2 separate regions of the Homo sapiens genome follow, and region 1 is linked to region 2. A link is a loop called in an ENCODE intact Hi-C map of the cell type or tissue named here. Cell type or tissue: HCT116. All regions are shown on one strand. Each heading gives the region's core, and the rest is flanking DNA. Links, peaks and the distances in the headings are about the cores only. Region 1 overlaps INCR1 (interferon stimulated noncoding RNA 1). Region 2 has its middle 20 kb from the start of AK3.

Region 1 (9,536 bases), core at 189-4,188, 830 kb before region 2:
CCTCAGTTATATTAACTATAATTCCCAGTTATGAAAAACAGAGACATGAGAAGAATTTAACTTGCCCATAACAACTGGCAAAATTAAAACGGAAGGAAGAGAATGCAGAATGCAGACTCCTCTGCTTCCCTTTCCTTTTCTCTCCATCTTTTTTTCTTACGACCCAGTCTCGCTTAACCTGAATCTCCACCTGGGAGTTGTAGCATTCCTAGGCTAGCTATCACTAAGGTTGGAAAAAGGAATGATCAAGAAGGCTTCAGCCTGGAGATAGTGACTGAAAATCACCCTGGGGCAGCTGGAAAATAAAAAGAAATAACCCTTAAAAAAGATGCTAGGAGGAAAGAAAGGTAATCCCATCTCTACCTGTCCTAGCTTCACTTTCATCTTTTCTGCTTTTTTTCTTTTGCCAATTCACTGTACCATTCGGTTATATAATGTATATATTGAGCACCTACTGTCTGTCAGGCACTGATACCTGCATTTTCCTAGTAACGACAGGGCTTTCTACACACTTTCTGATCTCCCTTGAGACCCTGGCCCTTCTCCAAAGCCCGTAAAAGCCACTGTCTTTCCTGTGTTAAATCTTCTCCCGCTGTGGCCTCAGGTGGCTCATTGGAACAGCAGGAACAGTTAAATCTGGAAGGCTTCAGGGTTTCTGTTATCTGCTCACTCCTCTACATGTGGGATTCTCTGATTCTTTTTCTCTAAAGGGGATATTAAGGGGGAAAATATCCAGGTTCAACTGGGGTTTTAGCACCTGTGGAAAATAATTATTGAACTTGACTGAGTGAAGGGCTGGCTGATTTTGGTGGATCCCTGAGGTCAGAGCTCAGTTGATTCCCTAAAAACCATTGAGTAATTTCCCTCAAAAGAAGATTAGGTTAAAGAGTAAGTTTGAGGTGCACAGAGGGAAACTTTGTGGGAGGGAAAACAGAAGAGAAATAACACCATTACCCCAATCTATTTCTGATAAATCAGCATAGAAAATCCATAATGTTGTAATTCTATTATCAATGGATGATAGAGAAGCATATTACCACAAAACAAGGATGATGAAGGAAAGATATAAAGGGGACATATAGTGATGTCTGTTTTGGCTTTTAAATCAAATTCCACAATAGGACTACATAAGAACCAATTTGAATGCTTACCACAAATTGGTATCTCTGCTTACATATTCTCTTTTTACCATTTTCCTACTGGTATCTGATTCTGTTAACAGTGTACCTACAGGGGCCAGGCACTTTGGGAGGCTGGGGCGAGTGGATCGCTTGAGCCCAGGAGTTTGAGACCAGCCTGGGCAACATGGTGAAACCCCATCTCTATTTCCTTAAAAATTGAAAAGTGAAAAGTAAAAATTAAAAAACAAATTTTAGAAAGTGTATGTACAGTGTCAGGGAAAGGGGAAATTTAAGGAAGAAACATGCAAATATTGAGGTTCTACTGTAGTGCCGTCAGAAGCAACTTTAATCTTTCAAATGTCACAAAGTTACATAGCAACCGTTGGAAAGAAATCTAATCTAGACCTCCAAGTTTCCCCTATTTCTTTAAATAAGGGAAAGTCTTCAGTAATTAAAGACCACTTTAAACCGGCCTGTGGGTTGCTTGAGTTAAAAAAAAAAAAAAAAAAAGAGGAAAGAAAGAATTTGTAGTTAATTGATAGGTGGACACCACATTGAGGGTCAAGTGGTTCAATGTACCTTAGAAGGAACCCATGGTAAGTCTTTGTAACTGAAAGTGAAGCAATGGGCCAGGTGTGGTGGCTCATGCTTGTAATCCCAGCACTTTGGGAGGCCGAGGCGGGCGGATCACCTGAAGTCAGGAGTTTGAGATCAGCCTGACTAACATGGTGAAACCCCGTCTCTACTAAATATACAAATTTAGCTGGGAGTGGTGGCACAAACCTGTAATTCCAGCTACTTGGGAGGCTGAGGCAGGAGAATGGCTTGAACCCGGGAGGCGGAGGTTGCAATGAGCCAAGATCGCGCCACTGCACTCCAGCCTGGGCGACAGAGTGAGACTTTGTCTCAAAAAAAAAAAAAAGAAAGAAAAAAAGTGAAGCAGTATAGTGTTTGTCAAAGCGTGATCTGTGCATTCGTGCCCATCCACAAACTGTTGTTCCTGGTCTGCAAAGGAACTGAGTGTAGAAACTTTAGAGCAATTTCACAGAATAATTTTAAGTCTATTGAATCTAATGGTTAAAAAGATTAAGTCTTCTATTTGTAATACCTTTACTTATTTAATTTTTCTGCTAAATTATTTTTATTATAGCTTTTAAAAGTATTGGTCTGTGAAGGATTGGAGGTTGAAAAAAACAAAGTAACAACAATTTTTTACCACAGTCCGTTTGAGAAGCACCCGTCTAGATTGTGCTTTCAGGTGGTTGCTTTCAGGGCTTTGTCATTGTGCAACACTAGGGGGCACCATCTGCATGGTTGTGTAACACAGCCGCCCTAATTTCTAATGACCAGTGCTAGATAAGAGGGCTGTGAATTATCCAACTGTAGACCACAGATGTGCCTTTATATGGACACATGATTTTGGATGGGTGGGGATATTTTGTAAACTTAAACTGTTGAGCCCAGATATGTAAAACAACTTGTGTTTGAAATGTCAGATTTGTATTATGTATTAACCTGGTAGGCAACTTTTTGATTCCTCAGGACAGAGAGATATCACCCCTTCTACTCCCACTGACCAAGAAAGTTTAGCTGGTTTTGCCAAGATTTGGCAGAAACTGCCTTTTACCATTTCATTTTCCTTTGTGGCAGTTTTGTAAGTGGAGAGGAAGTGTTTGAATCTGAGCCCCCTGCAGCTCCGGTTTGAGTTACAGCTTGAGGTCATTGTTCATTGATAGGCAATCACGTATGTTTGCTTAGAAACAGTAAGCATCTCTCCCAATACATTGTTCTTCTTAATTATGTTTTAATTAGGTGAATCTTAAAATACATTTTTCTTGGTGGTATGATGTAAAGAACTTTGGAGTTATGTAAGCCTGTATGTGGACCCCAGGACTGTTATAATACCTGGCTGTGTTACTTGGGAGATAGGACTCTCAGCTTTCATTTCTCATCAATAAAATGGGGATAATCCTGCCTATCTTGCCAAGGTGTTGTAAGGGGTTAAGTAAAATAATTCATGCAAAACACACCCCACATGGTACTTAGCATAGCACGCTTTCATATGTGTTAATTTCTTCTTCACTTTTATTTGGGCAATAGGCCCAAGAGAACTTAGGGGAAGGATGAATGATAAGTAAGTAAGGCAAGGAAAGGAATGAAAGAACATAGCCTTGGATTGGCAATCTGCAGTCCATTAAAGTCAGCTGGTTCAGGGCATTGTACCCCAGCATGTGAACTAATTTGCATTTTTAATGCCCATCGGCCTGATATCATGGGAATGTGCCCAGCCAATTTGGGAATATCATTCAAACCATCCACAAGGACCATGTATAGCAGAGGTGTCCAGATTTCACCAGCCTTCAGTGGGCCACACTTCTAATTAATGCCCAAATAACTTTCAGCTTCATCCCCTTATGTAACTGTGAGAAGATTAGTCTCTGACTTTTCCCAAAGAATTTCTGGAAATTCCCAGGAATTCTTACCATCTACTAATAGAGCCCCATTAAGAGTCCATCTTGTAATTCCCCAAAACAGAGAACAAGACTATCATTTAACAAAATTTTACTGAAAGAGATGTGGGAAAGAGATTTTACTGAAAGAAAATCATGAGAAGAAATAACAAGGCAGAAAAGAAAAATATAAAACTGGGCCCTGTAGAACATCCCCTACCTTTATCTCATAGGAGGACTATCTCCCCTTTATTCCCTGTCCCTCTACCTTGTGGTAGGGATCAATATTCCTACAGATAACAAGAGTCCATTGACCATGGCTCCCCTTCCCAGACCCCAAGGAAAACAGTCTCAGGGCTGCTCAGTAAATATTTGTTGAATTAATGAATGGTCTTAACCTTCCCATTCCAGATTAAGATCTTGGCTTTATATTTATATGATTGTTAAAATTTTTATTTAGATTTTTTCCCCTCAAACAATCAGTTTCAAATGTAAATTTTGAATCTCCCTTCTATTATACACTTAAAGATCTGTTAAGGGGTAAAAAAAATTTACCTTCCAGATAGGTAATTTTTTTAATTTGGCAACTTGGGAATAGTAGCTTTTCTCTGTCCTTGTACCCAACTTCTTAACTTTAACAATGAAGATTTTATGGGCCCAATGGCCCCAGCCTAAGCTGGTGCACCTTGTTACATAGGGCATTTACTGTTGAGAGCATATTTCTGAGAATCCCAAGATTTTCACTTTTGCATAAAGGCTGACTGAGTAGACTCTGTTATCCTATAATATAGCTTTTAAAACAAATTATTGTACTAGTAGCTAATTGCTCATTAAGATCTAGCTTTATGGGCTAGGCGCAGTGGCTCATGCCTATAATCCGAGCACTTTGGGAGGACGAGACAGGCGGATCACTTGAGGTCAAGAGTTTGAGACCAGCCTGGCCAACACTGTGAAACCCCATATCTACTAAAAATACAAAAATTAGCTGGGCTTGGTGGTGGGTGTCTTTATCCCAGCTACTTGGGAGGCTGAGGCAAGAAAATCGCTTGAGCCTGCAAGGTAGAGGTTGCAGTGAGCCAAGAGCGTGCCACTACACTCCAGCCTGGGCAACACAGTGAGACTCTGTCTCAAAAACAAAAAAAAAAAGATCTGGCTATATTGCTATATACTAACTGTGATAGGTTCTGTAGTTCCTCTCAATAACACTGCCAGGTAAGGTTCGTTATTTTATGTATGAGGAAACTAAGGTTCAAAGAGAACGACTTGTCTGTAGTCATGCAGCTGGTTAATGGCAGAGCTGGATTCAACTCAGGCAAGCTACCTATAGATCTCAGGGCAGGTAGGAAAGGGTTATATTAGACTCAAGTAGGAAGCTTTATGAAATTGCTCCCCACTTCCTGCTTCTCCATGATATTCTGATATGTACCCCAAATGGCTGTGAATCTTTGCAGAAGTCAGTGGTTGTTACTGACCGGAGAGTGAGGAATTATCTTCCATGTTTTGGGGGTGGTAAAAATTCTGAGAACCACCACCACATGTTACTTCTTCCATCTGCCTTCCGCTGCTTGAGGCTTCAAAATAAAGTTGTAAGAAATTCCAGCTCTTTGCCCTTACCAATATAGCCCAGGGTGACTCTTACTTAATTCTGTATATGAGTTCCAGAAAATATAGAACTCTATAGAAAAAAATGTATGGCACTTGGCTGAGATTTTCTGTTGACTTCCCTCCAGTCCTTATAAGATCACTTTTCCCTTACTTGATTGTTGTCCCCCATTGACCAAACCAGCAGGTTCTGGCCACTCCCCTCAGTGACTAAAGCTGTCAGCGTCATTACTAGGGTTAAGGCCCTGTCATGGGCTGCCCCAGCCACACACATATTCCAGCTGCTTTGCCTGTTTTAGTCATCCTGTGACATCTCTTCTTGTTATATAGGATATCATCTATGTAAAAGATGAGAGAGAGAGAGGGCTTCTGTGATCTGCAAACCCTTTGAAGACAAGGCTGATGTTTTACTATCTATCTTGGTGCCTAGTACAGTGCTTAGTACCAAATGAATGATAAAATACATGAGAAAGAACAGGATGGTCTCCTCATGATTGCACTTTCTCAGGATAGGCCTGGACCCTATCTCCATTTCCATAGAAATGGCCCTTTCCCCCAGGTTCTGGTACATGGCCCTGGTTGAGCTAATAAACAGCAACAAAAGAACTTAAAGTCTAAAAATGCTTTGAGGCCTGAAAGAAATTATCTCTGAAGGTGAAGTGTTGAGGTAGAAAGATGGAGAAATGGGGTAAGTGCATGTGCAGGGAAAGGGCAGGGACTTCCCAGCTCACCTCCTGTCATGTCCAGATGCAGCCACATACTTTGCTTACAGTGACTTGTCCTGTGTGGAGGCAATTCTTTGAGGCAAAACTATGCCTTAAAGCCTTAAAGCCCAGCCCAGAATTTCACATCAGCCCTTCTCTAGTCCTGACATTATTCACCAAATAAAAGGCAGATACTTGCTATGTTTTACAAGTTTCTTGTCTGTGTCATCAGCCTTGTTCCATCCTTAGATACAAAGAGGGTTGAAAACAGGATGTTTGAAAACAGGATGTTTGGGTTAAAAAACAGGGTTGAAGAAAAAAAGAATAATATTCAGAAAAGAATGTGGCAAGTGGACATAGTTCTTAAGGAACCCTACAAATGAGATTTGAAAACCTGGCTCATTTCATGATTCATTGACTCAAAGATTTTAAGGACATATTTCAGCTGGTAGAAAAAAGTTCACTTGAGGATAACATCTTGAGAGTCAAGTTGAAGATAAAAGACTCCTGTTTCTGGTATCTCTGTGAAACATAAACGAGGGTACCCTTTAGGACCAAGTACTTCATAGAAAGTTAGAGCTGGAAGGGGATTTACAAGCCATTTCATTTTAGTCTTCTCAGGAAACTGAGGCTCATAGGAGTTAAGTGTCTAGTTTGAAGAATTATGGGATCTTAGAGTAAGAAGATTTGTAATTCATCACCTAAGGGAAGAATACTTTCCAGAGTATCCTGAAAAATGGTAGCTCCAGGCTATGTAGATATATCCAGGAACCAGGAGGTTAACCTTTGATGAACAGCTCTAGTTGTTAGTGAATTCTTTCCATTTCTGGGCCAAATTCTTCTTCAATGTAACTTGCACCCATTGATCTTGGCTCTCATGTCTTCCCTTGATAATTCTTCTCCAGGAGAAATGCGCCCAGCTTCTTCCAATATTCCTAGTCTAGGGGTGGCTTCAAGCCCGATTGCCATCTTGGGTGCTTCCCTCTAGATCTACTCTCATTTATTCATGTCCCAATTAACAAGTCGGGCCCAGAATAGAACAAAATATTCTAGAGGTAGGCTGGCCTAGACATAGTAGGTTCCATAGGACTATTTGTTCCCAGTTCTGAACAGTGTCCTGTCAACACTGCTGAAGTTCTCCTTAGTGTTTTTGTTTTGTTTTGAGACAGGGTCTCACTTTGTTGCCTAGGCTGGAGTGCAGTGGTGAGGTCATGGCCCATTGCAGCTTTGATCTCCTTGGGCTCAGGTGATCCTCCTACCTAAGCCTCCCTAGTATCGGGACTACAAGTGTGCGCCATCACGCCCAGCTAATTTTTGTATTTTTTATAGAGACGCAGTTTCGCCATGTTGCCCAGGCTGGTCTCAAACTCCTGGGCTCAAGTGATCCACCTGCCTTGGCCTCTTAATGGGCTGGGATTATAGGCATGAACCACCATGCCCAACCTCCTTAGTTTTTAAGCAATTGGATTTCAATTCAACCTGCATTTGTACTTAGGGCACATTTGTAGTTTATGAGTATGATACTGTTTAAATTCTTTTCTATTAAATCCCCAGAACTTTTTCATATTAACTGCTAATAAACTGCTCTTCCATCTTAGGTGTGTGGATCAAAAGCAGGACCTTTCATTCTACCTCTTTGGTTTTGACCTCGTGATTCAACCTGGGACTTAATTTTTTTATTTTTTATTTTTATTTTTTGAGGCAGGGCGTCATGCTGTTGTACAGGCTGGAGTGCAGTGGTACAATCTTGGCTCACTGCAGCCTCAACCTCCCGGGCTCAAGCGATCCTCCCACCTCAGCCTCCCAATTAGCAGGGATCACAGGCACACACTACCACACCTGGCTAATCTTTGTATTTTTTGTAGAGATGGAGTTTTGCTATGTTGCCCAGGCTGGTATTGAACTCCTGACCTCAAGTGATCTGCCCGCCTCGGCCTCCTAAAATGCTGAGATTACAGGTGTGAGCCACTGTGGCAACCTGGGATTTTGAAATAGAAACTCTTCTATCCAACTGACTCTCTCTCCCTACTTTATTAATCATCATATATTATAAGCTCATCTTCTATGTTTTCATCCAAGTTACCCATAAGACAGAGGGAAAAAGACAATTTTTTAGTAGTTGCTTTGTCAACCTAACCTCTTCTCTCAACCATATTCACTTACTCACAAGGATATAAATGTACATCTTGTTGTGTGCTGTGATTAAAAATCAATATATTCTATGTCTATGGCAACTCCATGAGCTACCAAACTTGTAACTCCCTAAGCTACCAAACTGGTAACTTTTTTTTTTTCTTTTTGAGACAGGGTCTCATTCTGTTTCCTAGGCTAGAGTGTGGTGGTGTATTCACAACTTACTGCAGCCTCAACCTCCTGGGCTCAGTCGATCCTCCCACCTCAGCCTCCCCAGTAGCTGGGACTGCAGGCGTGCACCATCACACCTGGGTAATTTTTGTATTTTTTGTAGAGATAGGGTTTTGCCATGTTGCCCAGGCTGGTCTTGAACTCCTGAGCTCAAGCCATCTGCCTGCCTCAGCCTCCCAAAGTGCTAGGATTACAAGTGTAAGCCACCATGCCCAGCCCAAACTGGTAACTTTACTGAAAAAGAAATGGGATAAATTAGGCAAGTTACTTAACTTCTATAAGCCCAAGTTTCCTCATCCATAAAATGTGAATATTTGTTCTACTCCCTTTACCAGGTGGTAGTGAGGCTCAACTAGTATAACAAGACATTTGAAAATGCTTTGTAAACTTAAAAAAATTTTTTTTTGAGATGGAGTCTTGCTCTGTCGCCCAGGCTGGAGTGCAGTGGCGTGATCTCAGCTCACTGGAAGTTCCTCCTCCCAGGCTCAAGCAATTCCCCTGCGTCAGCCTCCCAAGTAACTGGTGGGCACTCATCACCACGCCCGGCTAATTTTTGTATTTTTAGTAGAGACGGGGTTTCACCATGTTGGCCAGGCTGGTCTCTAACTCCTGACCTCAAGTGATCTGCCAGCCTCGGCCTCCCAAATTGCATTTTTCTTTCCCTCCCTGCTCTCTTGGGCTACTCCTGTCCATGGGGAGCTCCCACCCACCCTGAATTCCTTTGGGTCTTATGGTCTGGTCCCACTTATCAGTCACTTGATTGCATGTAGCTTTGGTTTTTGTGGTGTATTTCTCCAGCTCACTATACATTCCTCAAACTCAAGGTAGAGCATATCTAATACATACTTTGTATTTCTCACAAGTACACAGTGCTGACTGGGGGTTTCAGAGTCCTAAGACAGAGTCTGAAACACCCTGGGGACTAGATGAGCTGCCTTTATGCCACACAGCCTTGAAAGGGAGGGGACTGTGTCAGGGTAGTCCAGTGAATCACCCTGTCTCATTGATGAGTGTAAGAAAGTAGAGGCTCTGGTCAACCTGGACTTAAACTTTCCATTGTGCTTCTCAGGGGATACAGCTGTAGCCTGCCAGACTGGCATTTTCCCTAACAGCTTTCAAATGTCACATTCCACTATAACATACTCACACACAGAAGCTGTTCTTTCTTTGTCTTCATTTTGAGAACACTCAGAAAAGTTTTTATATTTTGGAAAGACCCCTTTCATTCCCCACCCTTGAGTTTTCTGCCTTCAGGACGTTAGTTCTTGAAGACAACTCCCCAGAGCACTAGTGGA
Region 2 (17,300 bases), core at 5,625-9,624:
CTCCATTTTTGGATGTAACGAACCATATAAGGAGCAGAACCAGCTCTGCCATCACAACAATAGTAGCAGCCACAAGAAGCATGTTCCTGCGGTCCCTCCCCTTAAACCCAGCTCTCCCAGACAGAACCCAACCCTCTGAGCAGCCAGTGGTTGATCCTCATCCCAGCTGGGGACCCCGTTTAGAGCAGCTTTGACCTTGGCTTATTGAATTTGTCTTCTGCTGCGTTACAGGAGGTTCCAACCCTCCAGAGCAGAAAGATGTGTGACCAAAATACCTCCCCAGATTATTGGGCAGGAGGGACAGAGAGAAGGGGATTTCTCCTGAAGACTCCCTAGTTTAGCGGGGCCACCCTCTCTTATGACTGCCTGTGGAATAGAAAGAGGAGAGCCCTCATTTTCCATGGTTCTAAGGGTAGAATTCTAAGAAGTCCCTTGGAAGTAATTTCATCCAGAAGGAAGCATTGCCATACACCTCTCCATCCAATACTCTGTCGAACAGGAAGTGGTAGGTCTGACTCACATCTGGAGGAGGTGCTCTCCCTGCTAGGAGCAGAGAGAGGCGAAGTCAGCCCCTCCCTGGTCCACAGTCATCTTGAGGCTGAGTCCTGGCACCCTGTCCTGTCTAGTGTTGTTGGCCAGGGCCTGCCCATGGGAATAGGGCTTCTGGCTGGATGGCTTTCCTCCCACCCCCCTAGGTGGCCCTCCCTGGACAAGCTGAAGCAGATCTGCCTCCCTGACTGTGACGTATTTTGTGGCCCCTAGAACCTGTCCCAGGCTCGCTACTCTCACCTCAGGCACCATGGCGAGGCCCTCAACTTTCTGGACAGAGAGATTACTCCCTGCATTGCTGCCATTATTACTCAGGCTGCCCAGATCAGGCAAAACTCATTCTCTGAGGCCAAGTGCTCAGGCCAGCCAGAGAACATCAGAGGTGTCTGCAGCTAGGAGAGATAGCTCGGCTCCCCTGCTTACAGAGACGGCTCCCTCAGGCCCAGAGCAGCCCTTTCTCTTGGGTTGGGGCAGGGGACATTGGACAAAGACAGGAACATCTGCCACCTGAGGCACTCCTACTTTGTGCTTTCCACCCTAGCCACTGACACCATCCAGAGGTAGCTATGGGCTGACCCTTCACCATGAGGACAACCAACCACACTTCCAACTCCACCCAAGATGAACACTTTGGCCTTTAGACTCCTTACCTCAATCATCACTAGGACAGCTTACTTCTTGACCTCCTCTGAGTCACCCAACCTCATGGGCCAATTCTGTGGATATCAAAGAGTTATTGTCAAGTGTAAAATGATTCCTGGGATGATCTGGGACTTGACTATCCACTGCCTGACCAGCATCTTCCAGAGCAGGTCTCCTGTACTGAGAAAGAGAATCAGCCTTCATCAGTGACCTGTGTGTCCCCAACAAGAATCCAACAAGACCGTGCTCCCTGCCATGACCAGAGACCTGAGTGTATTGGTCAGGGTCCTCCAGAAAAAGAACCAACAGGATGTGTGTGTGTGTGTGTGTGTGTGTGATTATAATACATATATTTATTATTATTTATGTAGTATATGTATGTGTGTATGTGTGTGTATATGTATATATGATGCATCATAAGAAATTGGCTCATGCGGTTATGGAGGCTGGCAAGTCCCAGTATCTGGAGGCTGAGTCAATACACTGGAGATCCAGAAGAGCAAATGGTTTAATTCCAGTCTGAGTCCTAAGGCCTGAGAACCAGGAGAGCTGATGGTGTAGTGCCTGTGCAAAGGCTGGCAGGCTCACTTGCCAGGAAGAACTAATGCTTCAGTTTGAGTCAAAGGCAGGAAAAAGCTACTGTTCTAGTTTGAAGGTAGTCAGAAAAAGGAATCCCCTTACTTGGGAGAAGGTCAGCCTTTGGTTCTATTCATGCCTTCAACTGACTGGATGAGACCCACCCATGTTAGAATGAGCAATCTGTTTTATTCAGTATACCCAATGTAAATGTTAACCTCATCCAAAAACACCCTCTCCAAAACATTCAGGATAATATTTGACCAAATATCTGGGCACCCTGTTGCCCAGTCAATGTGACACATAAAATTAACCATCATACCTGAGGATGCAGACTAACTACCTCAACACCCTCTGAGATGCGAGTATATTAGGGCCCAAGAGGAAAGAGTCTAACAGTGAAATACATTAGACCCACTGCAGAACTGCAGAGGGATTAGATAGTGGGCAATGCCCTACCCCAACCACCCCAATAACTCACTAGCTCTAGTTTTGATATGTTAACTTTGAGAAACCTGTGAATCCTCCACATGTCACTGTCAAGTAGGCAGTAAAATGTTGGAGCTAGGAGGTCAGATGAGAGAGAGGCTGGAGACACATATTTGGGAATCAGCACAGAACATTAAATCAAAGGGTAGTAGGGCCAAGTGTGGTGGCTCACACCTATAATCCCAGCACTTTGGGAGGCCAAGACAGGGGGATTGCTTGAGCTCAAGAGTCAAGACAAGCCTGAGCAAGATTGTGAAACCTGTTCTCTATAAATTAATTAGTTAATTAATTAAACAAACCATTAGAGCTAGTTCTCTATTTAAAAAAAAATCAAACCAGTAAACATAATATAAAAATAAATAATTTTTTTAAACCAACAGGTAAAGATTATAGAGACAAAAGAGAAGAGGGTCCAGAATGGATCCCTGGAGAACTAAACCATCTGAGATTGAATAGGGGAAGACAGATATAGATAGGTGGAGCAAGCTGAGAAATGCTGGGGTAAGGAGAGGAAAACTAGGATAATATGGGGTCACTGAAGACAAGAAAAGAGTACATTGAAAATGATTGTACCAAAAGCCACTGTGAGGTCAAGTAAAGAGGAGAACATACAAAAGCTCATGGGGTTTGACCATTTTTATTTTATTTTATTTTATTTATGTATTTATTCACTACTGATCAGAAGGCAAGACCATTTTCAAACTTCTACAATTTGGTTCCATTTCCCCTAAATGACCTGATCTCTTGTTGAATTCTAGCTGGAGTCACACATCCCAGTTTGCTAAGGGCAGTTCTCCAAATAGTCATGCTGTGCTCATGTCAGAATGTAATTTTTAAAAGTAGTTTTATTTCTTTTATTTTTCTCTTTATATATTTTTGTTTTTTCTTAAGAGGTCACACCAAAGACCAAATGTAATTATTAATAGTGCTCTCTCTCATTATCAAAAGTGCATCCGTTTGCAAGATAAATTACATGGTTACTCTCTTTCTAACACAAGCCATTTGTGCCAGGTGAGCAGGGGTAACTTTCCTTCCAATTCCCACCATTCTTCTTCCTCTTTTGGGGCTTCTTCCCAGGGTGCTCCCCACACACCAGAAATGCTTCTGCTTCTTTCTGACAAACTCAAGTCTCACCTCTCCATGCTTCTTCAATTCTCATCCAACCAATGGCCTACTCTTTCTTTCTCTTTATTTTCTTAACAGTGTATTTTTATTCCAAACAATATCCGATTTATAGAAAATTTGAAACCATAGAACAAAAGACTTTTTTCTCCTCATCTCTTTGAGAATAAGTTACCAACATGGTGTCCGTGGCCCCTAAATACTTTAGCATTTTCTTATAAACAAGGACACTCTTCCTACCGAAATCAGGAAGTTAACACTGATGCATTGTTACAGTATAATTCTCAAACTCATTCAGGTTTCACAAACTGTCCCAGTAGTGTCTTTATAGCAAATGAGTGCAATTCAGAATCATGCGTTACATTTATTTGTCATAGCTCTTTTAGTCTCCTTCAAATGAGAAAGATTCCTCAGTTTTTTTCTTGACTCTTGTGACTCTTGACTCTTTTGCAGTTACAGACTAATTGTTTTATATAATATCTCTCAGCTTGGGTCTGTCTCATGTTTTCTAATGATTAAATGCAGGTTATGTATCTTTGACAGAAATACAAAAGAGGTCATGTGTTCTTCTCATTGGATCCACACTTCAATATGTCCTATTACTAATGATGTTAACTTTGATCATTTCATTAAGGTGGCATCTACTGTGCTTCTTGGCTGTGAAGTTACTCGCTTTTCCTTTGTAACAAAAAGATGTTTTGTAAGGAAGAACTTTGATAATATGTAAATTTTCCATTCCTCTTCAAAATTAATCCTTATATCACTTTATATCAATAGGGACTCATGAATTATAAATTATTCAATGGGCATATTACTATCAATGGGTTATATTACTATCATTATTAAGTTTGATGTTCAGATTGTCTCAGATTTGGCCAGCAGGAAATTTCAGGCTGGTTTCAGTGTCCTTCTTTGAGTACTTTCTTACTTTCTGACACCAGAAGCTATCCCAGACTCATCTTTTACTTTTCATTTATTAACTCCTAGAATCAACCATTTCTCTTAAGGGGTCTTGGTTCCTGTTAAGTGAAGAATGATATTTAGAAAGCAGGATTGGGGCCAGGGATGGTGGCTCATGCCTGTAATCCCAGCACTTTGGGAAGCCGAGGCGGGTGGAACACCTGAGGTCAGGAGTTTGAGACCAGCCTGGCCAACATGGTGAAACTCCGTCTCTACTAAAAAATACAAAAATTAGCCAGGAGTGGTGGTGGGCACTTGTAATCCCAGCTACTCGGGAGGCTAAGGCAGGAGAATCGCTTGAACCCGGGAGGTGGAGTTTGCAGTGAGCCAAGATCACACCATTGCACTCCAGCCTGGGTGACAGAGTGAGACTCTGTCTCAAAAACAAAAAAAAACCACACACACAAAAAACAGAAACCATGGCTGGGCACAGTGGCTCATGCCTGTAATCCCAGCACTTTGGAAGGCCGAGGAGGGCGGATCACGAGGTGAAGAGATCGAGACCATCTGGCCAACATGGTAAAACCCCGTCTCTACTAAAATTACAAAAATTAGCTGGGCATGGTGGTGCGCTTCTGTAGTCCCAGCTACTCAGGAGGCTAAGGCAGGAGAATCGCTTGAACCCAGGAGGCGGAGCTTGCAGTGTGCCGACATTGTGCCACTGTACTCCAGCCTGGCGACAAAGTGAGACTCCGTCTCAAAAAAAAAAAAAAAAAAAAAAAAAAACAGAAAGAGAAACCAGACTTGGGACCAGGCACAGTGGCTTATGTCTGTAATCCCACCACTTTGGGAGGCTGAGATGGGAGGACTGCTTGAGGCCAGGAGTTCAAGACCAACTTGGCCAACATAACAAGTCTCCATCTCTGTTTTTTGAGACAGGTTCTTGCTCTGTCACCCAGGCTGGAGTGCAATGGCATGATCTCCACTCACTGCAACTTCCACCTCCTGGGATCAAGTTATTCTCCTGCTTCAGCCTCCCGATTAGCTGGGATTACAAGCACGTGCCAGCACTCCCAGCTAATTTTTTGTATTTTTAGTAGAGACGGGGTTTCACCATGTTGGCCAGGCTGGTCTCGAACTCCTGACCTCGTGATCTGCCCACCTTGGCCTCCCAAAGTGCTGGGATTACAGGCATGAGCCACCATGCCCAGCCTGACTCCATCTCTATTTTTTAAAAATAAAATAAATAGAAACCAGTATTGGGCATCATTGATCTCAGGCCCTCTCAGGGCACAGAAGTAGGGAATATAAGGATGTGTGTACACACATACACAAAATCATACATGCATTTACCCTTATATTTCTCTACATACGTAATAAAATATGGATCTTATTAGTTTGTTTATTGAAAACCATGACTTCATACCAATACTTCTCATTCCAACCTAACACAGTTTTCATTCTAGTTTTCTGTCCATAATTTATTTTTTTGAGATGGGGTCTTGCTCAGTTGCCCAGGCTGTAGTACAGCCTCAATCTCCTGGGCTCAAGTGATTCTCACACCTCAGCCTCTTTCCTTGAGATGGCATACAGGTGCATGCCACCACACCTGGCTAATGTTTTCTTAATTTCTGTGGAGACGGGATCTCGCTATGTTGACCAGGCTGGTCTCAAACTCCTGGCCTCAAACAATCCTTCTGCCTCAGCCTCTTAATGTGGTGGGATTACAGGAATGATTTGTTAACTGTCTTCTCCAACAGCGAGAAACTTTGCTCCCATTATCCTTAATATTGTACATTTACATACATGTCCTTGGAGATACCTTTCTCTCCCCACTGGGACTCCAACACCCTGTGGCAGACTGCCTCTCTGCCGGGACACCCCTCACCACAATTGGGTTCTGACACTCTGGCCTGGACTTGCCCCTGAATGTATGCTTTCTGATCCTGGTCAGGTTCCGGCCACCACAGCTCACCTCCACCCCACTCATAGCTGCCTATCTTGCTCGACCCTGCACCTGATGACTTTTGCACCTGATTTTTCAAGGAAGGAAAAGAGGAACTATATAGCTTTTCTCTTATTACTTTTAAGCACTTCCATTTCATTTATACTTGGTCATTCAGAAATTAAGAGTTATTTCTACCATGCACTATTCTTAAACTCTGTGATGCCTTTAAAGAGTGCCTCTTCAGTGAGACTGGGTCTATGCTGAGAGTAGAGGTCCTGCCTCCTCCCCCTTTTTCCTGTCCACCACATTCCTCTGTCTGCCCAGAGTAGGGAAGGCTGCAAACCCTCCCCCCGCCTTCCTCCTAGGAGGTCGCTGCCTGAAAGCTCTGTCCTGCCCGGAGGAAACCAGCTCAGCCTCCAGCTCTGGCCTGGCCTGATAGTCTGCCAGTAGCCAGGCCAGCTCTATCAGTTCTGTGCACGGGGATGCCCTGCGCGGAGGGGAGGGAGGAGGGGGAGAAAGAGTTGCCCGTGGGGCCTCAGGCCTTTGCTGTGCCTCAGTTCCCACACCTCAGAAGAATAAAGTACTCAACCCAGAAGAAAGACTCGGGCTTCCAGACTTTGGTTTGTGAGAGCAACGACATTCAAGGGTTACTCACGTAGACATTTAACAACCCGTAAAGGGAACTGGATGACAGAAATTACAGGATGGCTCCACCCTCGCGAAATGACATATTCATTTGAATGCTTGGGTAATTTCACAACAGGCAGTGCTGGTGGGGAGCAGGTTTTCCTCACTGAAGATGGAAATAAGGGTAATTGCTAATTTCCTTCCCCTGACCTTCATGACCTGCCCAGCTGTCTGCTGCCACCAGCCTCCTTCCACGGCTTTTCTTGTCTAAGGCTTCATGCCTTAAGAAATCAATTTACTCAGCTTTGTTCTGGGCCAGGTGAGAAAAAAAAATCAATGTATTCATACAAGTGGGACAATTGCAAACAAACGGAGTAAGAAAAAATAAATTCAGTTATGTAGTATTTGAGGCTTGAATTCGAGTAAATCAACCAAACTTCCTCCTCGCTTCAGGTAAAAGCATTTGTTGTTGACACAGCGCCACCTGATGGCAACTGGAATCTTGGCAGGAAATAGTCACCTGTCATTCCAACGTTATGCTGCTCATTTCACCTTTTTGTGTGTGTGTGTGTGTGATGGAGTCTCGCTCTGTCGCCAAGGCTGGAGTGCAGTGGCATGATCTCGGCTCCCTGCAACCACCGCCTCCCGGGTTCAAGCGAGTCTCCTGCCTCAGGTTCCTGAGTATCTGGGACTACAGGCGTGTGCCACCACGCCCAGCTAATTTTTTGTATTTATAGTAGAGACGGGGTTTCACCGTGTTAGCCAGGGTGGTCTCGGTCTCCTGACCTCGTGGTCTGCCCGCTTCAGCCTCCCAAAGTGCTGAAATTACAAGCGTGAGCCACCGTGCCCAGCCATCATTTCACACTTTTTTATTTTTAAATTTCAGTTCCCTTTCAAGCTCTAGACTCTTTCATTCAGAGTCCATTCTCTGTGTGCTTATGGTAGATGCTAAAGGTCTAAGAAAATATGACCACTTCCTGTCTAGTGTGGTGGCTCTCAAACTTGACCTTGCTCAGTTGCTCAGGCTGGAGTGCAGTGGTGCAATCTCGGTTCACTGCAGCCTTGACCTCGTGGGCTCAGGTAATCCTCCTGCCTCAGCCTCCCAGGTAGTTGGGACCACAGGCGGGAGCCACTATGCCTGGCTAATTTTTGTTTTGTTTTTGTTTCGTAGAGACAGGGTTTCGTCATGTTACACATACTGGTGTTGAACCCCCGGACTCAAGCAATCTGCCCGTATAGGCCTCCCAAAGTGCTGGGATTGCAGGCATGAGCCATCGCCCCTGGCTGAGAAAGTTTTAAAATGCAGACTCCTAGGCTCTGCCCTGCAAAGACTCGGAGTTGGTGGGTCTGGGGTATGTCCCAGGAGCTTGTGTTTAAACTCCTCAGGTGATTCTGAAACAAAGAGTTCACAAATAACATGTTGAGAGGAACTAAAGATGGAGAAGCAGACTGGAATTTGCAGTCTGGAATTGTTACTGCAATGTAATCTGGCAAATGCCACAAAGTATGAACAGGTCTGCTAGGGACACAGAGAAGGGATGCCTAATCAGACTAAGGAAAAGAATAGAGAAGGCTTCCCAGAAGGTAAGACTCTAGATGAATAAAAGTTGGTGAGATGAAGAAGGGGAGCAGGGGAATCATACATAGGGCATAAAATATGGAAGTTAAGAGGGCATGAAACTCCATGGGCCCTGAGAGCAGTGTGGGAGGCTGGAAGGAAGGAGAATGTGGCAGTGTCAGAAAATGAAGGGCCTGGGGCCAGGGACAGTGGCTCACATCTGTAATCCCAGCACTTTGGGAGGCCAAGGCAGGAGGATTACCTTGAGGTCAGGAGTTTCAAGACCAGCCTGGCCAACACGGCAAAACTCTGTCTCTACTAAAAATACAAAAATTAGCCAGGTGTGGTGGTGGGCGCCTGTAATCCCAGCTACTCGGGAGGCTGAGGCAGGAGAATCACTTGAATCCGGGAGGCAGAGGTTGCAGTGAGCCAAGATAGCACCACTGCACTCCAGCCTGGGAGACAGAGCAAGACTCTGTCTCAAAAAAAAAAAAAAAAAAAAAAAGGGAAAACGAAGTGCCTGGAATACCAAGCTATCTTTCTCCCCAAAGATCCAGGGAATGCAGAAATTTTAAGCAGGAGAATGACTTGAGAAGATCTGCATTTTTGGAAGATCTCTCTTGGCAGCAATGCTGAGGGTGCAGGACATCCGGCTTGGGTGATCAGATGTCATTTTCTAAGAGTATACAGAGGGAGGGACAGGGTTGGGGGCAGTGGGTCAAGGAAGAGTAAAAGGGACACAAAAGGGAGCCTGGGCACGGTGGCTCACCCCTAATCCCAGCTACTTGGGAGGCTGAGGCAGGAGAATCGCTTGAACCCAGGAGGTGGAGGTTGCAGTGAGCTGAGATTGCACCACTGCACTCCAGCCTGGGCAACAGGGTGAGACCGTGTCTCAAAAAAAGAAAAAACAAGAGACACAAAGGGAAAGAGGAGGCCAGGCATGGTGGCTCATGTCACAGGAGGAAGAAGTTCAAGAGATCCATGGAGACTGTAGTTAGTAACAATGTATTGTATACTAGAAAATTGCTAAGAGAGTGGATTTTAAGTGTTCTCACCACACACAAAAAGAAATGTGAGGTAATGTATATGTTAATTAGATTGATTTTGCCATTCCACAATGTGGACGTATATCAAATATCATGTGGGACACCATAAATATATACAATTTTTATTTGTCAGTTAAAAAATTTTGAAAGAGCAATCATTTTAGAGTTTTCCCAGCTTGTAGCCATGAGGGGTTACATGGGTGTCTTTATGTCCACAAGAAGAGCGGCACTGAGTAGGCAAAAGGACAGGTGCCCAACCCACAGCTTCTGCTTATTCCCTTCCTTCCCCTTGACCAAGCTGAACTTACAGCCTGACCACAGAATGACCCAACAAAGCTAAATTTAATTGTGTTTGGAACCTAGGAGCAGACTCAATTTGATTTCTAAACCTCCCGAGAGAAGCAGTGTACCCAAGGCCATCTATCGTGTGGCATGGATAAGGGAGTCTGTCTTCTCTCCTTTTGTCAGGGAGTTCTGGGGTCTGTGTTCATTTCCCAGTTGTCCTTGACAACCCTGTTTTATGCTGGACAGCAGAGTGGGAAAAGCACTGGTCAGGAACCAAACGAATTACCGAATTGTCTGACACTGTCGCTTAAGCTGGCTGTCTCTGTTTTCTGTCTGTAGAACAGGGATAATAGAGCCTGCCCTTAATCATTGCGTGGTTGGTCTAAAGGGTGAAATGAGACAGTGCTCTCGAAACTGTGAAATGTGCCAGGAGCGATGGCTCACGCCTGTAATCCCAGCACTTTGGGAGGTGGTGGTGAGTGGATCACTTGAGGTCAGGAGTTCGAGACCAGCCTGGCCAACATGTTGAAACCCCGTCCCTACTAAAAACACAATAATTAGCCAGGTGTGGTGGCCTGCACCTGTTATCCCAGCTACTTGGGAGGCTAAGGCAGTGAGCCGACATCGCGCCACTGCACTACAGCCTGCGTGACAGAGACTCCGTCTCAAAAAAAAAAAAAGAAAAGAAAAGAAGAAAAGAAAAAAGAAAAAAAATAAACACTGTAAAACGAATATAAGATAGGCCCTACAACTAGGAGCTGCGTTACCGGAGTTAGGTCGGGAGAAATAATGCAGGAATGGCGCCCCCTTCTGTGCGGCGCAGGAACTGCAACACACGCTGGCGGCAGCCTTCATCCCTGGTGGGGTCCGAGCCTCAGGCATCTCAGGGAGGGGACCTTGAGGGGAGGGTGGCATAGAACCAGAGGGAAGTCATAAAACTGGGCCTGGCATCTTCACAGCAGCTTAGAATTCTCAACCATGACCTTCTATGCCCACTTCGGGACTCCATTAGTCACAGTGGGTCTTTCCTGCAGGAGACTCCAGCCAAGATATTTAGGCCAGATGATTTTTTTTTTTTTGAGTTTCGCTCTTGTTGCCCAGGCTGGAGTGCAATGGCACGATCTCGGCTCACTACAACCTCCACCTCCTGGGTTCAAGTGATTCTCCTTCCTCAGCATCCCGAGTAGCTGGGATTACAGCTGTCCACCACCACGCCCAACTATTTTTTGTATTTTTTAGTAGAGATGGGGTTTTACCATGTTGGCCAGGCTGGTCTCGAACTCCGACCTCAGGTGATCCACCTGCCTCGGCCTCCCAAAGTGCTGGGATTACAGGCGTGAGCCACCGCGCCCAGCCTAGCTTCTAACAGAGTTTATTACTTTTCTTTTTCTTTTGTTTTCTTTTCTTTTTTTTTTTTCTGGCCAATTGACGCTTCTGTGGACCTAAAAGGAAGAAGCTGAGGCGAAATTAATATAGAGAGTTTATTGGGGTCAAGGTTGAGAACTGCAGCCTGGGACACACTTTCAAGTTGCCTTGGAGAGTGCTCCCAAGAACAAAAAGAGAGCCTCGAATGTTTAAAGAATATAAGACGAATCAGGAGAGGGGGCAATTACAAAATTGATCATTAGGATTTCTCATTGGCTTACAGAAATAACACTGATTAGTGATTGGCTAGACTTTGTTGAACTATAGGGTGTATGGCATTTCATGGCTAATTGGCATCAGTTAGTCTAGAGTCTTCATAGCAAGAGACTTCAAGAGATCATTATTCAGCTCGAGAAGGAGTGAGATGTGACTGCAGTTACATCCCAATGCCTCTCTGGGCCTGATAATGTAAAGGGGTTCATATTTCTCAGATTAAAAATTTATCTTTTATCAGTGACTTGCGCCTGTAATCGCAACACTTTGGGAGGCCAAGGCAGGCAGATTGTTTGAGCTCAGGAGTTTGAGACCAGCCTGGGCAACATGTCAAGACCCCACCGCTACTAAATTAGAAATTAGCTGGGTGTGGTATCAGGCACCTGTGGTCCCAGGTACTGGAGAGACTGAGGTGAGAGGATCACTTGAGCCCAGGAGGTTGAGGCTGCAGTGAGCCATGTTTGCACTGAGCGGGGTGACAGAGCAAGACTGTCTTAAAACAAACAAACAAACAAACAAAACCTTTTCTTTTCCCTCCACACTTGATAAGAATGGTTTTTCACCTGCTTATCCACAAATTCCATGCCATTCTCAGGAAAAGTGAATTACAAGCCTGAAGCAAAACTGCAAAGAGGGCAGGGTTTGTCTGGAGGCTCCTTCCCCCACTTTCTGTACAGGAGTTTTCTTTGAGAGCATCATGAGCCAAGAGCCAGATTATTCTGGATTCCTTTCCCATCCCATCCAAATCCCAACCTCCCTGTGCCCAAAGCATAGTGGCTCTGCTGTCTGCTGTGACTAATATGATTAATTAACTTTTAAAAAGTTATTGCTAGGTGACAATATCTTAATGTGCTAATGTATTTGTCTTTTAATAGCAGTCTTTAAAAACTGGAGCCAAAGATGGGGGATAGAGGTAAAGAGAAGGATAATTTCAATGTCATATTACACAATTTGTCTGAAGAGATTATTTGTATACAAGGCCCTCCATTTACATAATGATAAGGCATGCCAACAACAGGAGCCTCACTGTCCCTCTGAGACAGGCATGATCTTCATTATGCTATTGAGACAAGCGTGGATCAGAAAGGTCAAGTGCTTGCCAGGGTCTGTAGAACTAATTAGTGATGAAACCAGGATGAGGACTCAGCTACCTTAGGCTAATTTGCACTTCATTTCTTTGCCACCTTATTCTACTGTGAGAGAATATTTAATGAGGTGGAAGTTGCAAATATTGACTGAAAAGAGACACTGTTTTTTTTTTTTGTCTGCAGATTTACATTATCCTTTGCTTTGTTTTTTTTTTTAATAACACTTGTCACTACATTGAAAAGATGGTGGGAAGGAAGGAGAGAAGAAAAGATAAGCAGAGCAAAAAAAGAGAGGGAGCAACCAGTATATACCTAGCATTTTACATATGCGACATAAAAATTATAAGAGGTCACTGTTTTAGACTAAGTTTCTGCACTAGGCCCCAGCAGACCAGACTAAAAAGAATTTCCACATCCATGTCACCAAACCCAAACTAAATTGTTATCTGACCTTCCTAGAAATCCGAAGAAAGAGATAATAGCCAATTTTCCAAATAGGCCAATCTTCAATTGGCAGGATAATGAAGTGCCTTCTGCTTTAATTCCTACCTAAAAGAAGTAGCCTGCAGTAACCTGATGTTAGCTCATCAGTTATTTTTCTATTGTTCTGTCTCCTCCTCACAGGAAAGCAGCTTTGCAATGCCTGATACACACCGTTCTTTGCCTCTGCTTTCTTCACCTTTCCCTGTCTGTAATTCAGCCCTTTCTCAGCTCCTAGAACACTTATTCTGTTTTACAGAATGAAGTGTTGTCCGACTCTAGAATCACAATTAAAACCAGGTGAGCTCTTTAAATTTGCTGTAATTTTGTCCTTTGACACATATATAATCTTATTTAAATCTTGCAACAACCCCATAGGGCAGGTATTATCCTTCCCCTGTTTCATAGAGGCAGGCTGGTGAAGCTAAAAGAGGTTAATGATTTTGCTCAAGGTCTCTCAGCCTGTGAAAGTCAAACTCAGCTGTGTGTAACTGCAGATCCTGTGATCCAGGAAACTCTTGAATTTCAAGGAGGACGATTACCCTCATGGGAGTAAATGATTACCTTTGTAAACCAAAAATAAAATCCTAAGCTTCCCAGCTGACGGATTGGACTCTTTCTTGGCCAAGAGAAATCTGAAAAACTGAGTCCCTGGCCATGATGGGATGGGAGGTCAGGCGCGCCTCATTATACTCCCTCGCTTTTACAGTTTAGACACAACAAATGCGCAGCATTCATGTTAAAATAGAGATCATGAAACTTAACAAGAGGGACTCTTTGTGAAAATAAGATACCAAATTATAAACAGGACCTGAGGCTATGCCCGACAAGGGTTAAGTCACAAACCCCTGCAGGTCACTCTGACCCAGACTTTCTTGACTTAAATGTTCCTTTCTGTGGACTTCAAATTTTTAGACAAACCTTTACTCCTTTAACCAATTCCAATTTTTCTTTTTCTTTTTTTTTTCTTTTTTTTGAGACAGGGGTCACTTCATTACCTAGGCTAGAGTGCAGTGGTGTGATCACTGCAGCCTTGACCTCCTAGGCTCAAGTGATCCTCCCATTTCAGCCTCCTGAGTAGCTGGGACTACAGGCACATGTCACCACACTAATCTAATTTTTAAATTTTTTGTAGAGATGGAGTCTCACTAGATTGCCCAGGCTGGTCTTGAACTCCTGAGCTCAAGCCATCCTCCTGCTTTGGCCTCCCAAAGTACTGGGATTATAGGCATGAGCCGCTGTACCCAGCCCAATTGCAAATTAAAGAATATCTGAGTCCGCCTATGACCTGTAAGCTCCTGCTTCAAGATATCTCACCTTTTCAGGCCAAACCAATATATATCTTCCATGTATTGGTTTGTCTTTACCTGTAATCCCTGTCTCCTTGAAATGTCTAAAACCAAACTGTCACCAACTACCTTGGGCTCACTTCCTCAGGACTGCTTTGCGGCTGTGTTTCCAGGGGCCATGGTCACACATATTGGTTCAGATTAAACCTCTTTAAAACATTTTACAGCTTGTTTTTTTTTTCTGTTAACACATTATACGTGGGATCTGGGATAGAAATGCCCTGTATGGGCCACAGCCTGTGAATTAATGGGGCATTAATAGGATAACGTGATGTCTCATTTCTGGAGGGAAGTCAGTGCTATGGTGGGGGAAGTTTTGTATCAGAGGACAAGCAATGCCTCAGGCTAAGAGAAACTAACCAAGGAAGTATGCTTTATGGCCAAGGTTACGGTATCTGACATCTGTCAGGAATGCCAAAAATAGATATGTGAGATTTGTAGAAAATTCCAAGAGAAAAAACTTCAGAACATGGGTTACCTCCATTACAAAGGAAGCCACTACCTGTACTTAGATTTCTATGAGCTAATCAGAGAGCAGTCACAATTTATAAAAATAGAACTGGTCATTACACAACCAGTTTCATTTGTTTTATTTTGCCTTTGACTTTCAGGAGTTGCTTTTTTAAATGTTTTAGAAAATGGGCCTGACGAGGTGGCTCATACCTGTAATCACAGCACTTTGGGAGGCCAAGGCGGGTGGATTGCTTGAGCTTAGGAGTTTGGGACCAGCCTAAGCAACATAGCGAGACTCCTTCTCTACAGAATATACAAAAATTAGCCGGGCATGATGGTGCGTACCTGTAGTCCCAGCTACTCGGGAAGCTGAGGTGGGGGGGATCACTTGAGCCCAGGAAGTGGAGGTTGCAGTGAGCCAAGATTGCACTACTGCACTCCAGCCTAGGTGACAGAGTGAGATCTTGTCTCAAAAAAAAAAAAAAAGAAAAAAAGAAAAAGAAAGGAAGGGAGGGAGGAAGGGAAAGAAAGAGAAAAAGAGAGAAAGAGAGAGAGAGAAAGAAAGAAAGAGAAACAGAGAAAGAAGAAGAGAGAGAGGAAGGAAGGAAGAAAGGAAGGAAGGAAACCTTGTTGCACAATTAACAAAGTGAAATCTTCAGAGACACATGGCCTCCATCCCTGTGCCTCAGCTCTCTATTCCCTTCTCCTCCTAGAGGTAATCAAGGTTTTTTTGTTTGTTTGTTTTGTTTTTTGAGATGGAGTTTTGCTCTTGTTGCCCAGGCTGGAGTGTAATGGTGCGATCTCTGCTCACTGCAACCTCCACCTCCTGGGTTCAAGCTATTCTCCTGCCTCAGCCTCCTGAGTAGCTGGAATTACAGGCATGTGCCACCATGCCCAGCTACTTTTGTGTTTTTAGTAGAGACAGGGTTTCTCAATGTTGGTCAAGCTGGTCTTAAACTCTCAGGTGATCCGCTTGCCTTGGCCTCCCAAAGTGCTGGGATTACAGGCGTGAGCCACCACGCCCAGCCTGGTAGTCAGGGTTTTTTGTTGTTCATTTTCATTTTATTTTTCTATTTCTCTGCCTCCCAGGCTCAAACCATCCTCCCACTTCACCCTCTTGAGTAGCTGGGACTACAGATGCACACCACCATGCCCGGCTAATTTTTGTATTTTTGGTAGAGATGGGGTTTCACCATGCCACCCAGGCTGGTCTCCAACTCGTGAGCTCAGGTGATCCACCTACCTCAGCCTCCCAAAATGCTGGAATTACAGGCATGAGCCACCTTGCCTGGCTTGTTCTTCTGGTTTAAAAAATGTAAGTATAAGGATCTATTCATATCCTCTTCTCCCTTTAGTTAAACGGTAGGATATTACCTTTATTTTTTGCCACCCTACTTTTTTCACTGGCAGTCATGCCACAGATATTTCTTATGGGTTCTACAAGTGCACAGTATTTTACTATGTTAATGAATCTCAGTTTTATTCAATCATTCTGTGCTGAATGAACTTTGGGGATGTTTCTAGTCTCTTACTATTAAAAGTAGTGCTCACTGAATAATCTTATGTATATGTCTTTTTGTATTTTTGAGATAGATGGATCAATTGGTAAATGGTATATAAAATTTTGCTAGATTTTGCCAAATTTCCCTTGAGAAAGAAAAGTAGCTCAGAGCAGTCTGAAGAATGTGACGTATGTAAAATTTATTAGGACCAGAGAGACATGACAATGAGTCTTCAGGCCAGGCATGGTGGCTCATGCCTATAATCCCAGCAATTTGGGAGGCCAAGGCAGGTGGATCACCTGAGGTCAGGAGTTCAATACTAGCCTGGCCAACATGGTGAAACCCTGTCTTCACTAAAAATAAAAAAATTAGCCGGGCGTGGTGGCAGGTGCCTGTAATCCCAGCTACTCTGGAGGCTGAGGTAGGAGAATCGCTTGAACCCGGGCGGCGGAGGTTACACTGAGCCAAGATCGCACCTGTGCACTCCAGCCTGGGTGACACAGGGAGACTCTGTCTTGAAAAGAAAAAAAAAAAAAAAAAAGAATGAGTCTTCAATCACAGCCTGCCCCCTTTCCCAGGTGTCATCCTCTCCCTCACCAGGGCAGCTGCTTAAAGGCAATTTCTTTTTTCTTTTCTTTTCTTTTCTTTTCTTTTCTTTTCTTTTCTTTCTTTCTTTCTTTTTTTTCTTCCTTTCTCTTTCTTTCCTTCCCTCTCTCTCTCTCTCTCTTTTTTTTTTTTGATACAGAGTATTGCTCTGTCACCCAGATTGGAGTGCAGTGACGACATCTCAGCTCACTGTAATCTCTGCCTTCTGGGTTTAAGCAATTCTTGTGCCTCAGACTCCCGAGGAGCTGTAATTACAGGTGCATACCACCACACCTGGCTAATTTTTGTATTCTTTCGTAGAGATGGGGTTTCACCTTGTTGGCCAGGCTGGTTCTCAAAGTCCTGGCTTCAAGTGATCCACCCGCCTCACACTCCCAAAGTGCTGGGATTACAGGCATAAGCCACTGCACCCAGCCTGGTTAATGGCATTTAGTTTTTTCTT

The links. A loop is a pair of places that touch in the nucleus more often than their neighbours do. Peaks named below come from ENCODE experiments on the same cell type or tissue, not always from the same donor. Only the 100,000 strongest peaks of a DNase experiment are listed, where the experiment ranks them.
Region 1: a loop joins it to region 2, with 6 times the contacts of the local background. A loop is called at or near these places in 73 of 110 quality-filtered maps.

The regions. Positions count from the first base shown.
Region 1 is chr9:5,583,098-5,592,633 of GRCh38, reverse strand. The region is part of intron 1 of INCR1 (interferon stimulated noncoding RNA 1); the gene reads left to right. Among named protein-coding and RNA genes, the nearest start is that of RIC1, 41 kb to the left of the region's middle. RefSeq lists an enhancer at 2,542-2,731. In HCT116, for the core only: a CTCF peak has its summit at 2,423 (motif pointing right); a DNase peak (open chromatin) is centred at 2,433.
Region 2 is chr9:4,752,762-4,770,061 of GRCh38, reverse strand. It overlaps the pseudogene ECM1P1. Among named protein-coding and RNA genes, the nearest start is that of AK3, 20 kb to the right of the region's middle. RefSeq lists an enhancer at 6,195-7,133. In HCT116, for the core only: a CTCF peak has its summit at 7,334 (motif pointing left); a DNase peak (open chromatin) is centred at 7,331.